Linked DNA regions of Homo sapiens: region 1 is linked to region 2. A link is a contact called in ENCODE Hi-C data. All regions are on one chromosome and are shown on one strand. Each heading gives the region's core, a stretch centred on a gene start or an enhancer-like site at or near the end of the contact. The rest is flanking DNA. Distances are from core to core; before and after follow the strand shown.

The links. Hi-C counts contacts between places; a loop is a spot of excess contacts on that map. Pooled maps may share reads with other maps.
Region 1: a map with no recorded cell type shows a loop between it and region 2 (4-fold over the local background). The contact joins two enhancer-like sites. A Hi-C loop is called at or near these places in 2 of 37 single-sample maps with no recorded cell type and 3 of 50 pooled maps.

The regions. Positions count from the first base shown.
Region 1 is chr11:11,447,707-11,454,615 of GRCh38, reverse strand. It overlaps GALNT18 (polypeptide N-acetylgalactosaminyltransferase 18), which reads left to right. Exons shown (of 11, transcript NM_198516.3): 2 at 5,680-5,872. Among named protein-coding and RNA genes, the nearest start is that of CSNK2A3, 98 kb to the right of the region's middle. Within about 2 kb of position 3,380, at least 2 of the 41 ENCODE cell types and tissues checked have a DNase peak (open chromatin) inside an H3K27ac peak, as active enhancers do.
Region 2 is chr11:11,034,390-11,040,892 of GRCh38, reverse strand. No RefSeq gene overlaps it. Among named protein-coding and RNA genes, the nearest start is that of LINC02752, 78 kb to the left of the region's middle. RefSeq lists enhancers at 3,049-3,549, 3,550-4,050. Within about 2 kb of position 2,317, at least 6 of the 41 ENCODE cell types and tissues checked have a DNase peak (open chromatin) inside an H3K27ac peak, as active enhancers do.

The sequences.
Region 1 (6,909 bases), core at 2,131-4,630, 410 kb before region 2:
GCCCTTTGTGCCTGGGTTTCTGGGAAGAGGGATGTTTGGACCCTTCAGTGGAATCTTTTTGATTCTGAGCCTTACTTGGTGAGATTTGAAAGAGAGAGAGAGAGAGAGGCAAGAAGAAGACACAGCCTCCTTCTCTCCCTGCCTCCCTCCTTATCTTCCTTCTCCCTATATTTTGGGGGTAATTACTCCATGCACAGTCCTATTCTGGATACTTGGGAGAGAAGCCTGGTAATTCTCTGGTATAAGAGATTTACAGAGGAGTCCTGGGAGAGCAGTGGAGATTGCTTACCACTGACCGTATTTTGTGGAACTACCTGAGAAGCTCTTAAACATGCCGTGCCAGTCTGCGTAACTGTGCACAATCATTTGCTTAAGTGAACTGGGGAGGAATTAACTGCACACAGCTGGAATTTGCCCCGGCCATGCCTTCACTGGCTTTGTGCTCCTACCTGCTGGCACAGGACTGCAGCCCCCTTTCTACTCCCTCTGAAAGATTTGGGGAATCTCTAGTAGGCAGGGAGTTTTCTGACCTCACGACGACCCACTGCTAATGCCCTATTCGTTCATTTTACTGGTATTGGTTAAGCACCTACTAGGCGCCAGATGCTGTTCTGAGTCTGAGGGACTCAACAGAGAACAAAGCAAATGCCTGACCTCACAGAGCCACGTTCCAGTCAGGGAAACAAACAACAAGCAAAATGAATGGAGACTATATTAGTCTGTTCTCATGCTGCTAAGAAAGACGTAAGTGAGACTGGGTAATTTATAAAGAAAAGAAGGCTTAATGGACTCACAGTTCCACATGACTGGGAGGCCTCACAATCATGGTGGAAGGTGAAAGAGGAGCAAAAGCACACCTTACGTGGTGGCAGGGAAGAGAGCGTGTGCAGGGAAGCTCCCCTTTATAAAACCGTCAGATCTCTTGAGGGTTATTCACTATCGTGAGAACAGCATGGGAAAGACTTGCCCCCATGATTCAGTTACCTCCACCGGGTCCCTCCCACAACACATGGGAATTATAGGAGCTACAATTCAACATGAGATTTGGGTGGGGACGTAGCCAAACCATATCAGAGACTATATATGTAAAAACTGGGGAGAGGGCTGGATGTTTAGGATAGGGTTTGCTGAGAAAGTGACTTTTGAGTAAAGACATAGAAGTGAGGGAACTGACCAGGAGGATGTGCAGGGAAATGCTGGAGCTGAGGCACTCAGGTGAGATGTGCCTGGTGAGTCTGATGAGTGGCCGGTGTGGCTGGAGAGGAGAAAACCAGGGGCAGAGATGGGAGGTGAGTGCTGGGCCTTGCAGGTGTTTAACAAGAAGGTGGCGGAAGGCCCTTGGAGGGTTCTGATCAGAGAAGGACGTGGCATGGTAATGTTTCCCCTGGCCCAGGGGTCTCCTCAGGCCGTACTTGGGGCTCCCCAACCTGCCCTAATCACATCATCCCTTTCCTTCCACCTTCCCTGACTCAAGCACCGCTTGGTCCCCAAGCATGGCTGTCTGGTGAAGCAGCCCCTTCACTTTCCCTTTCATCCTATTTCTCCCTGGGACCCAGACAAGCACTCAGGGCTGGGTGAGGGCAGGGGGCGAGTAACAGCCTCTGTGTTGTGCTCAGAATCCTCCAAATACTCCCCTTCACACTCTCTGGCTTTGCAGCTCACAGAGTTCATTGTGCCCTGCTCAATCTCTGCCTCGAATGGGCCCTCCTGGGGAGTCCTCAGCCCCTGGAGATGTGCTTCTCTTAAGTCACCTCATCAGTTGGTCAGACATGCCCAGGTAGGTCTGAATGCCTGCAGGGGCTTCAGCCAGAGTCCAATCCTGGAAGGTGCCTCATCCCTAGATGCCAGACATCAGAGGGTCTGGGTATCACCAGATATGCCAAACACCCCAGGACCCCTGTAGAAGACCCAGCCCAGACACTTCTCTGAGGCCTCTTTGCCTGTCCCCCTTATGTCAAAGGTGGTCCCCTTTGCTGGATGACCATGTAGGCCTGCTTTCTCACTGGAGACGGGAGTGGAGTCCAGGTCTGGTTAAGCATAGACCACTTGTCTATGGACATGGAAAGCCTTCATGTGGGGCTGGAAGGCGTCAGCATCTTCTAGAGCTGGGGACCTTGGCAAGGTCACCTTCCTGTCCCAACTCCGGCGGCCCGATAGGGCTGTGGGCTTTGTGCGGGCTTCAGCAGTGTTTATGGAGAGCTTACTATGTGCCAGGCACCGTGCCAAGCTCCTTACCTGACCATCTCATTTATCCTCACACATGTTCTATGAAGAAGGCACTATTGTTATCAACCCCATTTTCCAGAAGAGGAAACTGAGGCTCAGGGTGAGGTGGACCAAACTGGCAAATGGTAGAGCTGGAGGATAAACCCTAGGATTCTGACTCCACAGCCAGTGTTCTTAACCAATTCTTTGGAAGTAAAGAAAATTAAATAGAGTTCAGAGAGGCAAGGCCTCCTTACCTCAGGAGAGTCAACTCTAAGGTACAGGGCAGACAGGGCTCGGGAAAATGTTGGGGGTGGCACACTTTTTTTTGTTTTTAAAGAATCAGATAGTGTTTTCAGATTCTCGGGTCATATCATCTCTGTCATACATACTCAACTCTGCTCTTCAGCTCCAAAGAGAATATGTTAACAAGTGGATGTGACTGTGTTCTAATAAAACTTTATTTACAAAGACAAGTAGTGGCCCTTGGACCATGGTTTGCCACCCCTGGTGTAGAGAAAAGAATGTGGAGTTTGGAGGAGCCAGGCCTTTATTCGATGTCACTGACACACTGGGTGGCCTTGGATTAGACATTTAACCTTTTCACTTTTGGTTTCATCTTGTCTAACCACTATGGGTTACTTATTAACTGATGTATTTTGAAATGATCGATTGAGTCCCTTGTAAGAAGCAGTTACTGTGCTAGGAGCTGGCAGTCCAGCAGGGGTCAAGTCAGATGTGGTCCTGCTCTGTGGAGTTGCACCAGTGAGGAGGAAGAGAGGCAACATTCGATAAGGAAATGACCTATCGCAGTGCTTGACTCTTGGCAGAAATTCAACAAATATTACACCTTTCCTGCTGTAGGCCCTCCACCTCATCTTTCAGGACTCACTGGCTTTGAGTTTGTCATCCTTCGTGCCCATACTGAGTGAAAAGGTAGGACCATGTGGTGTCACCAGGACTTTAATATGTTTATAATATATTATTATGCAATGCAGGCCTAATTTTGGATCATAATTTTCCATTAACTGATCTCATTTTACTTAGTAATATCCACTTAGGTATTCGAGAGCAATAAAACTACATTTCTTTTAAATATTATATGATTCAGTTGGTTCACTGATTTAGATTTTTACTACCCCCCATTCCAAACGAATGAGTCATACATCTTTTTAGAGATAACAAGGACCTTCAAGATCATGCATGCTTGTGCTACCCTTCAAGCATGCCTAGTAGGGGAGAAGAATGAGCAAGTTCTGAGATGGAGATTTGGGCAAGCCACTGCAATCCTGACAATGCTGTGTCTTAGAAGAGTTTGCATAGTTTGCATTTTATTCTTCAGTATATCCTAATCTGTTTAAATTTTCCGACTTTGCTTTTATGTCTTTAAGGAAAATCAGTCACCGAGATGGTATGCCATGTTTGTCTTTGTACTTCACGTACTTTAGCAGCTCATTGCCTTATAGAGGCTGTATAGCATAGTGGGAGGACCACTGCCTGGGGAGAGCCTTCCCAGGACTGAAATCCAGCTACTGCACTTTCTTCTGTGTGAACCTGGACAAGTTTTTTATTCTCTCTATGCCTCACTTTCTTTATATATAAAATGAAGATGACAACAATTCCTACCTTATAGGGTGAGATGAGTTGATAAGAGAAAATGCTTAGGACAGAGCCTGGCTCGTGGTAGGAGTGAGCACTCATCAAGTGTTAGCTCTGATGGTTATCCCAAGAGTTACAGGGGTGTCCCATTTGGAGGACGTGGCCCGGAGAGGTACCTTAATGCATGTGCACCCAGTGAGTTCGGCACCTGGGAGTTTGTTGACAGATCTTTTTGCATCTCTCACACTGAGGTCTCTGGCATCTCTGCTTTCAGGATCGTGAGCTTGCTAAGTCCCCTTCTACTCTTGATAGCCTCTGCCTGCTTCTGGTGATGGAGGCTTCCTGCCACTGGAGCACCCCTTCCATGGTAGGGGGAGCCTATGTTTTGGAAGCCTCCCTCTTTTGTTCCCAGGCAGTCTCCTCTCTCTCAGATGGGCTTTTAGGAGAGCATCGCATGAGGAGGTGGCAGTCCATAGCCCCAGCACTCCAGCCTTGAAGACTTCAGAACCCTAGCTCCTTACTCATCTCCAGCCTGTACCTAGGTGTGTCATACACCCATTGACTCCATACAGGCCAACAAGGGGATGTGGGCAGGTGTCCCAAGCCTGCCTCTCCTGTCCCTGACCTGCTTCTGTTTTTTCTGATCACTGTCTCATTCCAGGCTCCTGGCTCCATCTCTTACTTCCCTCATGAATTTGTGAGCATAGACGACCCTGTCCAGTGGGCTTGCCAGTTCTGTCCAATTTCTCTGATTTCTGACCTCAAATGATTCACCTGATGGCCTGTCCCAGGGAAGTAATTCCAAAGTCCTGGACTATCAGCCCATGTCCTGGCAAGATCTATCTTTTAGCCCCCATCAAAGAGAGATTTCAATAACCTTCCCTTGCTATAATAACCCTAATTGCCATTGGCTGTGCACTTGTTCTGAGACATAAACTGATCTAAATGCTTTATACACTTTATTTAATGGAATCCTCACAATCTCTGGAGGCTGGTTGGGTATTATTATCTCTGCATTCTAGGTTGGGGAATTTTGGCCTTGGGAGGTTGACTGTGCTATGGTCATGTAGCCAGGACGTGGTGGAGCACTGACTGGAATCCACGACTGTGTGACTTCAAAGCCTCTGCTCTCACAGTTAGTGATTCCCCTCCATTTTTCTGGGAAGTTCCTGGGAAACCATGTGCTGGCCTTGAGCTGCCTCCACCAAGTCCACAAGGGCTCCCATGAGCAGGGCCCAGAGCGCAGGGCAGGCTGGGTGTGGCTTGGCTGTCACCTGTGTCATGGATTTGCTATTCTGGTGGGCAGTGTCTGGAAGCAGCAGGAGGCAGTCTGGCCGGGGTGCTGACAGCCAGGTGAATGTCACATGGTGCACCAGGCAACTCACTGGAGGACCAGACAGTGAAGAGGGAGAAGGGCTGGCAAGAACTGGGTGGAGGAGTAGACTCCCAGCTTGGGTGCCTCAATGTGGGGTGGGCTTGGGAATTGCAGGAAATGGGGGTACAGGCTAGGGACAGAGAAGCAGATGCCCAGTTTGAGGGCTGGGGCCAACATCTCTGGCAGGGAGGCAGACTGGGGAAAAAGGGGGTCCTGACTTGAAGCCATGGGGCATCAATGTCACATCCATTAGCTTCTCAGCAGACCCTGTCAGGTGTATTTCTCTAACTCCTGTGCCTGGTGGTTGTGGGTTAGATGAATGGATGGATTCATGGATGAATGGGTCTTTGGGAAGCATGAAAACCCAAGTCAGCACTGACCCCGAAAGAAGGGGCTAAGATTGTTTTACCAAAGGCTGTTTGTGAGGAAGGGAAAGGGATTGTCATGGCACATGCAGGGGTGCACTCTGACCCACTGTCTCCTGTTCCTTCTTTCTCCAGAGGCTCCTGCCAAGCCTGAGGAGGCAGAGGCCGAGCCCTTCACAGACTCCTCTCTGTTTGCACACTGGGGCCAGGAGCTCAGCCCCGAAGGCCGGCGCGTGGCCCTGAAGCAATTCCAGTACTACGGCTACAACGCCTACCTCAGCGACCGCCTGCCCCTGGACCGGCCCCTGCCTGACCTCAGACCCAGTGGGTGAGCAGAGTCAGTGACTGGGCCCTTGTCGACCTGCCTATGGGGAGATGGGGTCCCCAGAGTGCTGGGAACAGAGCAGGACTGGGCGCCTGGATTCTTGGGTCCCTTTCCTGCTTCAGCCAGGGCCTGTCCCCTCGGCTTGCGTTCAGCAAGTCACTCTCCTCTTCCCTCAGCCTCAGTTTCTCCATTAGCTGAGTAGGGGCAAAGCTTTCTTCCAGTAGAGATTTTGAGGATTAACAACTTAATTTACTCGTTAAGGACACTACAATCATCTCACATTCCTGTTAATACGTCATTTTAACCCAATTAGTTGCATTTTATGCATAATCTTTTTTCTGTAAATTAGTTTTTAAAGTACATCTATCTTGTGGGGCTAACAAGTCGTTACATCTGACAGAGAAGTCTGTCTTGACTTCTCTCTTTGTTACAGAAGGATGTTCCTTTAAGGTTCAGTGAGAATTCTTACTACTCCCAATTATTGAAAATGTGGGCATGTACCTCAGCTGAGAAAATCTCATTAATTTTTGTGAGCTCCCCCCCACAGTGTTTTCCCCCTTTTCTCCTCATTTTTACATTTTTTTAAAAGCTGCAAACCACAGTGAGCTTATATCTGGAGTCTTTGAGAAAGATCTTGCTGCTGGGTTTGGAGGCCGTGTTCTTTTAGGGAGAAGATTCAGTTCAGCTCCACAGACATTCATTGAACACCTGCTGTATACTGTATAATTGGGTATGGTTATTTGTGGCTCAGGGAGAACCTGGCTCGGCTAGGATGAAAGAGCAGCTGAGGATGTCCAAAGGGAGAGAAGAATGTGCTTTCACTTGCAGGTCATTTATTAAGCACTTCTGTGCCAGCATAGTCTAGACACAGGGATGATACGGTTTGGCTGTGTCTCCACCCAAGTCTCATCTTGAATTGTAGTTCCCATAATCCCCACATATTGTGGGAGGGACCAGGTAGGAGGTAACTGAATCATGGGGGTGGTTTCCCCCATACTGTTCTCCTGATAGTGAGTAAGTTCTCATGAGATCTGATGGTT
Region 2 (6,503 bases), core at 1,068-3,567:
TTTCTTCAACAAATAAACTTTAAAGAAAAACTGAAGCAAGACTTGAGAGACATCAAACAATTGTAGCATACGGACCTTATTTGGATCCAATTAGGCTTGGCATGAACGTCAAAGACAGGACTTGGCTTTGACCATGCTCCACAATGTACAACTGAGGTCGTGACTTTTCTGTGCTGGGAATCAATAGAGGCCTATTGGGGAAACCCTTGGCCAGTATTCGTGTTCCCTGGCCCTTCAATCCACTATCCCGTACCCCTGCCACGCCCTCCAGCCCTCTCACTGCTCATGGCATCAGCCCTGAACTGTGTGTCCTGCTCCACGGCCTTTATCCCATCCTGTTCTTCACTTCTGCTGTTTACAGGCCTCATTGTTCATTCTCCTGTTTCTGACTTCATCCATCTCTCCAGAAGCGACACGCAAGACTACCATCTCACTGAGTCCTGGGCTCCCCCGCCACATCCTCCAATCCAGCTCCTCCCTCCAACCATGCTGCCTCATTTGCTGCTTTGAGTTAATGACATGCCAGTGGCCCCCCAATCTCCAAACTCCATAGGTCACTCACTACACAGCTCACTGGGCCCATCAGTGCCACCCGGACAGTCCATAAACTCTTCTGACTGCACCCATTCTCTCTACACTTTCAGGGAGTTGCAGAACGTCAGAGTGAGAACTGTCCTGCCTCTGCTGATGGATATTAGTCCTAGGCTCCAAGAGAGCCTCCATCCAAGGAGTCTAACAGATAAAGCCTCCACCGTGCCCATCAGCATGGACTAACTGAGGCCTGGCCCAACAGAAGTCAGGAATGATAGGGACAATGGGCTTCTATTCATACATTTACAGAAGCAGCCAGACATGTTCTAATAATTCCCCTGAGTTATCTTTCACCCCAGGTTAGCTGTCTTGGTGGGGGTTAGGACAGAGACATTGGCCTCTAACCCTTTGCAGAACTTAGGACAGAGGCTTTGGGGATGGGATGGGGACCCCATCTAGGGACATTAAGCTCGGGTGAGTCATCCAGCCCCAGAATGAGAAGTCCATTTTCAGACTTAAAAGAGCCTCTTCAGCGCTAACCAAAGAGACAAGCAGCCCCTGGTTGAAAATAAACAATTGTTAGGGCTAGATGCCTTGTACTTGTGTGTTCTGTTTCTCATTTTTAAAAAATGCAAAGTGACTCAATAATTTATATTAGAAACTATGATAACACAGGCCAAAAGGAAAGGGAATAAAAAGTAAGCATTCTTCTAGGAGAAAAACATAAACAAAGCAACATAAAAAGCAAGTTGGCTTTTGAAGCCAGCCATGACTGTGAGGAAGTTTGCCCTTCCTCCTGCCATGGTACTCCTTTGGGAAGCTTCTGTCTTCTGGACGGAAAGGGAAAAGGTCTTTGGGTAGCCACTATGGGGAAGGTGTTGTGCTGGGTGTATAATCCCGACAGTGCTGAGCAATAAGCATTTCTGTTTCCATCTCACTGATTTAGTACTGAAGCTTGAGGAGGTCATGTGGCTTGACCATTGTCACCTGGTAAAATGAGAAGGAGCCAGCACATGAACCCACATCTGTCTGGCTCCAAATCTCCTGCTTCTTATTTAACTCTTTGCTGCCTCTGGTACAAATCAGAATACCTAATTCTCCCTTCCCACAAGAGCCCTTCACAGTTTCAAAAACAACCGCCAGCTCCCCTCCTCTTCCCTGCTTCCAGACCAATGTTTCGCAGCCCAAATAGTCCCAGTCCTGCATCAGTCAGCATGACATGGCTTCATATCTTTGCATCTTTCTTCTCTGAATATGTTCCAATTTGCCCAAATCCCCTTAAACATGTGAGGCCCAGAAGTGGACATGGATTTTCAGATCTGGACTGATGGGCTGACCAAAGCAAAGCCTGCAGGGATTATCTTCCCCTTTGATCTGGAATCGAAGCTGACGGTAGCACAATTTAGGATAGATTCATTAGCTTTGCTGACAGCCACAACACATAGCTGGCTCATAATGAGTGTTCACTCAGCTAAAGCTCCCCAGAGCTTTGCACCCTGGCCTCTGCTAAGCCAGCTTTCCTCGTCCTACACTTGAGCAATTTGTTGTTTGGAGCCTTCATTCAGGATTTTCTCATTATTGATTTCAGTTCCACTCAACAAACACCTGCTGAGCTAGGCACAAGCGCAGGTTGCTGGGGAGCTGGGAGGCGCAGGCACCATTGAGCTCTGCACTGCTATTTTCTACCCCTAGCCCTGCTCAGAGTTCCTCTGGGCTCCCCTGCATCCCCGCTCTGAGGGCCTGGCACACACTGCACTCTTCTCCCAACAGTTCCTTTTGCCTTCCTCAAGAGCAGAGCCACACCTTGAAAATTGCCAGGTCCCTGGAGTAGTTTTTGAGTGACCAGAGCTGTGCCAAGCAGGGTATTTTTGTTAGTGAGTGAGCAGCTGCCCAGAACATTTCAGGAGATGATTTACTCCTTCTCTCAGAGCTGCTTATACCAGAGCTCTCTGTTCCTATCACAGCCTGTACCTCCCATGAAAACCCTGTCACAGTTTCTGATCTGAGAGGAGCCTGTTTGCCTGAAGGAAGAAAAATTCTCTGTTTCTTTCTGCCAGGTTTTCTCGCTTGTCCAGGATGTGTCCCCCTGGCCTGGAAATGGGGGTGGAAGTGTAGGGGCTATTAGCTGACCCCAGCCTGGATCCTGCCCAGCAGTTTGTCTGCAGCTGGAGGGGCCATGTCCTTGGCCCCTACCCTCTGACAAGCTGATAGTGCCTGGGCTTAGTTATGAAGCATTCAACCCCATGAGGCCGGGAGACCGTAGGATAATTCTGGCCCTTTCCAATTCCTTGACCCAAAGCTTGCATTTTAGCTAAAATGTCTTGCAACTTGGTTTGGTGCAAATGGTGGCTGCATGGTATTGTGACAAGAGCTCTAAGCTGGGAGCCAGAGACCTGGGTCTGGGTTCAAACTCTACCACTCACCAGCTATGTGACCTGGGTCTGGGCCTCAGTTTCCTCATCTGCCACAAGAGGGCTGACATATAGACTCTCCAAAGGCTCTTAACGTTGCAGTATTATCTAGTAGTGTGGGTTGTGAGCATGGCTAAGGAGCCAGAGTGCCTGGGTTCACCCCAGCTGTGGCATTTACCAGCTGAGTGACCTGAGGCAAGTTACTTAGGTTATTTAAACCTTACTTCCCTCATCTGTCCATGGGGATAATACTAGTACTTACCTCCTAGGATTCTTATGAGGATTAAAGAAGCACAAAAGTGCTTACAGTGGTGCCAGGCACATAGTAAATGTGCAATAGCTGTGGTAGTGTTCTTGTTTTTATCACTAAGTACCAAGCTGAGTCTAGCCTTAGCTATCAGGGATGGGGCTTCCTGTAGAAGCAGCTGTACTGGCAGCATTGTGTCTTCCTTCATCCTGACAGAGTCTGTGAAGTCAGTTACTACAACAGGAAAACCAGTGACCTCAGAACCAAAGTTCACTTGAAGCCCCCTCCAGCCCCAGCCTCAGCCCAGCCCAGCCCTGGACCTAGCCCAGGCCTGAGGCTTCCCAACCAGGCCCAGCCCCAAACTCCCTCCCTCCCAAGCTCAGGCAGACCCCTGGGCCTGACGGGTGGGTTAGCACACTTGGGCCCCCAAGTCCCGAATCACCAGGCGATTAAACTTGCCTTTTATTGTGGTCCTGAGGATTATAAACAAGCAGGCCTGACATACGGGTCATTCCTGAGACTCCTGCTTCATTGGCTTTAAGGCCCCCTTGGCGGTAAAGAATTTCAAAGCTGCTAACACCATAGTATATTAAAGTGGAATAAATTCCTCTGAATGGTCCTCAGGTGAGAACCAGTGCTGAGCAAATACCTCCTGGTTTCCTCTTGTAGAACCCAAGACTGACCCCTGGTGGTCTGTAAGACCTGCTGAAGCCCAGACTTCACCATGGTCATCCTTGAGAACCTTCTGTGTCTGAATCTGGTGTTCTCTCTTTCTCTCTCTCTCTCTCTCTCTCTTTCTCTCTCTCTCATCTATTAGAACTCTCTCTTTCTTTGTTCTATCAAAGAAAAGACAGAAGTCATTTCCTGAGTCCCTTGGGGGTGGGAATGGCATTGGAGGGAAAGCTTCAAAGCCAGTGCTCAAAGTAGAGTGGCAGAATATACCGTCCTGCCCTCACCCTCTGCACAGACATCAGAGTCCCACTTCTGGCACATAGCCAGGCAACCATCACTGGGCTCATGCTGCACACCCTGCTTTAAGGCCAGGACCAAAGAGCTTGGTCCCAGGCTGTGTCTACACAACCTATGCCTTCAGGGCCAGTGTCTAGACAACCTGCATCTCAATAATCCAATCTGCATACCATGCTTTTGTAACTCCTGTATGTGAAGTTCATATCTCTACAATCCAATTTCTGTACACTGTATGTCTCTTTAACATTTGTCTCTACAATGTATCTGTACACTCCATGTCTGTACAACTCCCCTGTACATAATCCTGTCCTGGGAAGCACATATCCACACAACACACTCATGCTGTCACATGGGTTTCTGCACACAACATGTCAGGGCAGAGAATGGATGACCAACCAGGAGGAGTTTTGCTTGTGGCTCATTTTGAAAAGAACGCCTTCCTCCTCAATTCATACTCCAGGATGGTGACCGCAAAAGCCATCTGGATTGTTCCTCCAGAAATGGCTCATTTATCTCAGGACTTCATAAAGAAAAGAAAAAGTTAAATGAGAAGAGCTAAAAACCTTACTGAGAAATGGCATGAAAAAGAGATTCTCTGTTATGTTTTTGAGGTAATCAAATTCACTATATTTTACTTGTAAAATAAACTTTGAAAAAAAACCTATCTCCAGCTATGCTTCTCTTTTAAAGTAGTTCACACTGTCCGTTTCTACTAATTGAGTTAATTAGCACAGTATCAGTGATGTCATCATCACAAAGGTTAAGGTTAAGGTTAAGAAGGTTAAGGTTAAGGTTAGGTAAGGTGAAGATCAAATTTCTGCAGAAAATATAGTTCACAACTTTAAACAAGATAAAAAAAGACTGTTTTCTCCAAAAAAAATGAAATATTCTTCATTACAACAAATATATTGCAATAAATGTTTCCTATAACAATTTTAGAGTCTTGAGCTTAAAACTATTATTTAAAAATTAAACTTTAAAAATGTTTAATATTAAGGGAAGGCTCTTTGTCCATTAATAAACAGACTTAGAAACTCAATTTTATGATGACAAGATATAGAATAAGCATAGATTTCACTTAAATGTTAAGGCACAAACTATCTAAATAGTTGCTAAGATTTTAGCCATCTAATCTTGTTTCTCAGTGGAATGCTGCTGGCATTTGGGGTTAAGAATATTCTCACCATGTGTCAGGTTGTCCCAGGCACTGCGGGATATTTAGCATTCTTGGTCCTGTCCACTGAGTACCAAAGACATCCCCCAGTCAGTGTGACAACCATAACCACTCCCAGACATTTTCAAACACACCCCCATGGGGTGGTACTGACCCCAATTAAGAAGTGCTGGTCTCACATGGACACAGGAAGGGGAACATCACACTCTGGGGACTGTTGTGGGGTGGGGGGAGGGGGGAGGGATAGCATTAGGAGTTATACCTAATGCTAAATGACGAGTTAATGGGTGCAGCACACCAGCATGGCACATGTATACATATGTAACTAACCTGCACATTGTGCACATGTACCCTAAAACTTAAAGTATAATAATAAAAAATTAAAAAAAAAAAAAAAAGAAGTGCTGGTCTCAACAAAACTTAATTGCTTATCCAGGACTCTACATTCTCAAAGCAGGGGTGGACAGCTCTTTAAGTTTTCCTCGAGGTTTTTGTTAAAAACCCGTAGGCTTTGGCTTTAACTTATTTTTTATTGAAACTTTTATTGAGATGATTATAAAGTCACATGCAGTTATAAGAAATAATACAGAGGGAGTCTTTGTACATTATGTCCAGCTTCCCCATGGTAACAAAATGTTTGTTTTGTTTTGCAAGACTATAGTACAATATCACTGATTGACACTGACACAATCCACACATCTTATCCTGATTTCCTACTTTACCTGTACGGATTTGTGTGTGTTTGTGGGGTGGGGGGTGTTTCACACATTGTTATCACCTGTGTTACGCTCATGCCTCCACCACACAGTGAAGACATTTCAACACCACCAGGATCCCTCATCTGACCTTTCATAATCACACCTATCTTCCTCCCACGCCAACCGCCTTCCCCTAGGTCCTAACCCTGGGCAACCACCAGTCTGTCTCCCAATTCTAAAATGCTCTCATTTCAAGAATGTTATATAAATGAAATCATGCAGTATGCAACCTCTTGGTATTAGCTTTTTCCATGCAGCAAAATTCCCTATAGATTGATCCAAATTGTTGCATATATGAGTACAGGTAGTTTGTTACTTTTACGGTTGAGTAGTATTCCATGATATGTACGTACCACAGATAGTTTAACCATTCAACTGTTGCAGGACATCTGGACTGATTCCAGTTTTTAGCT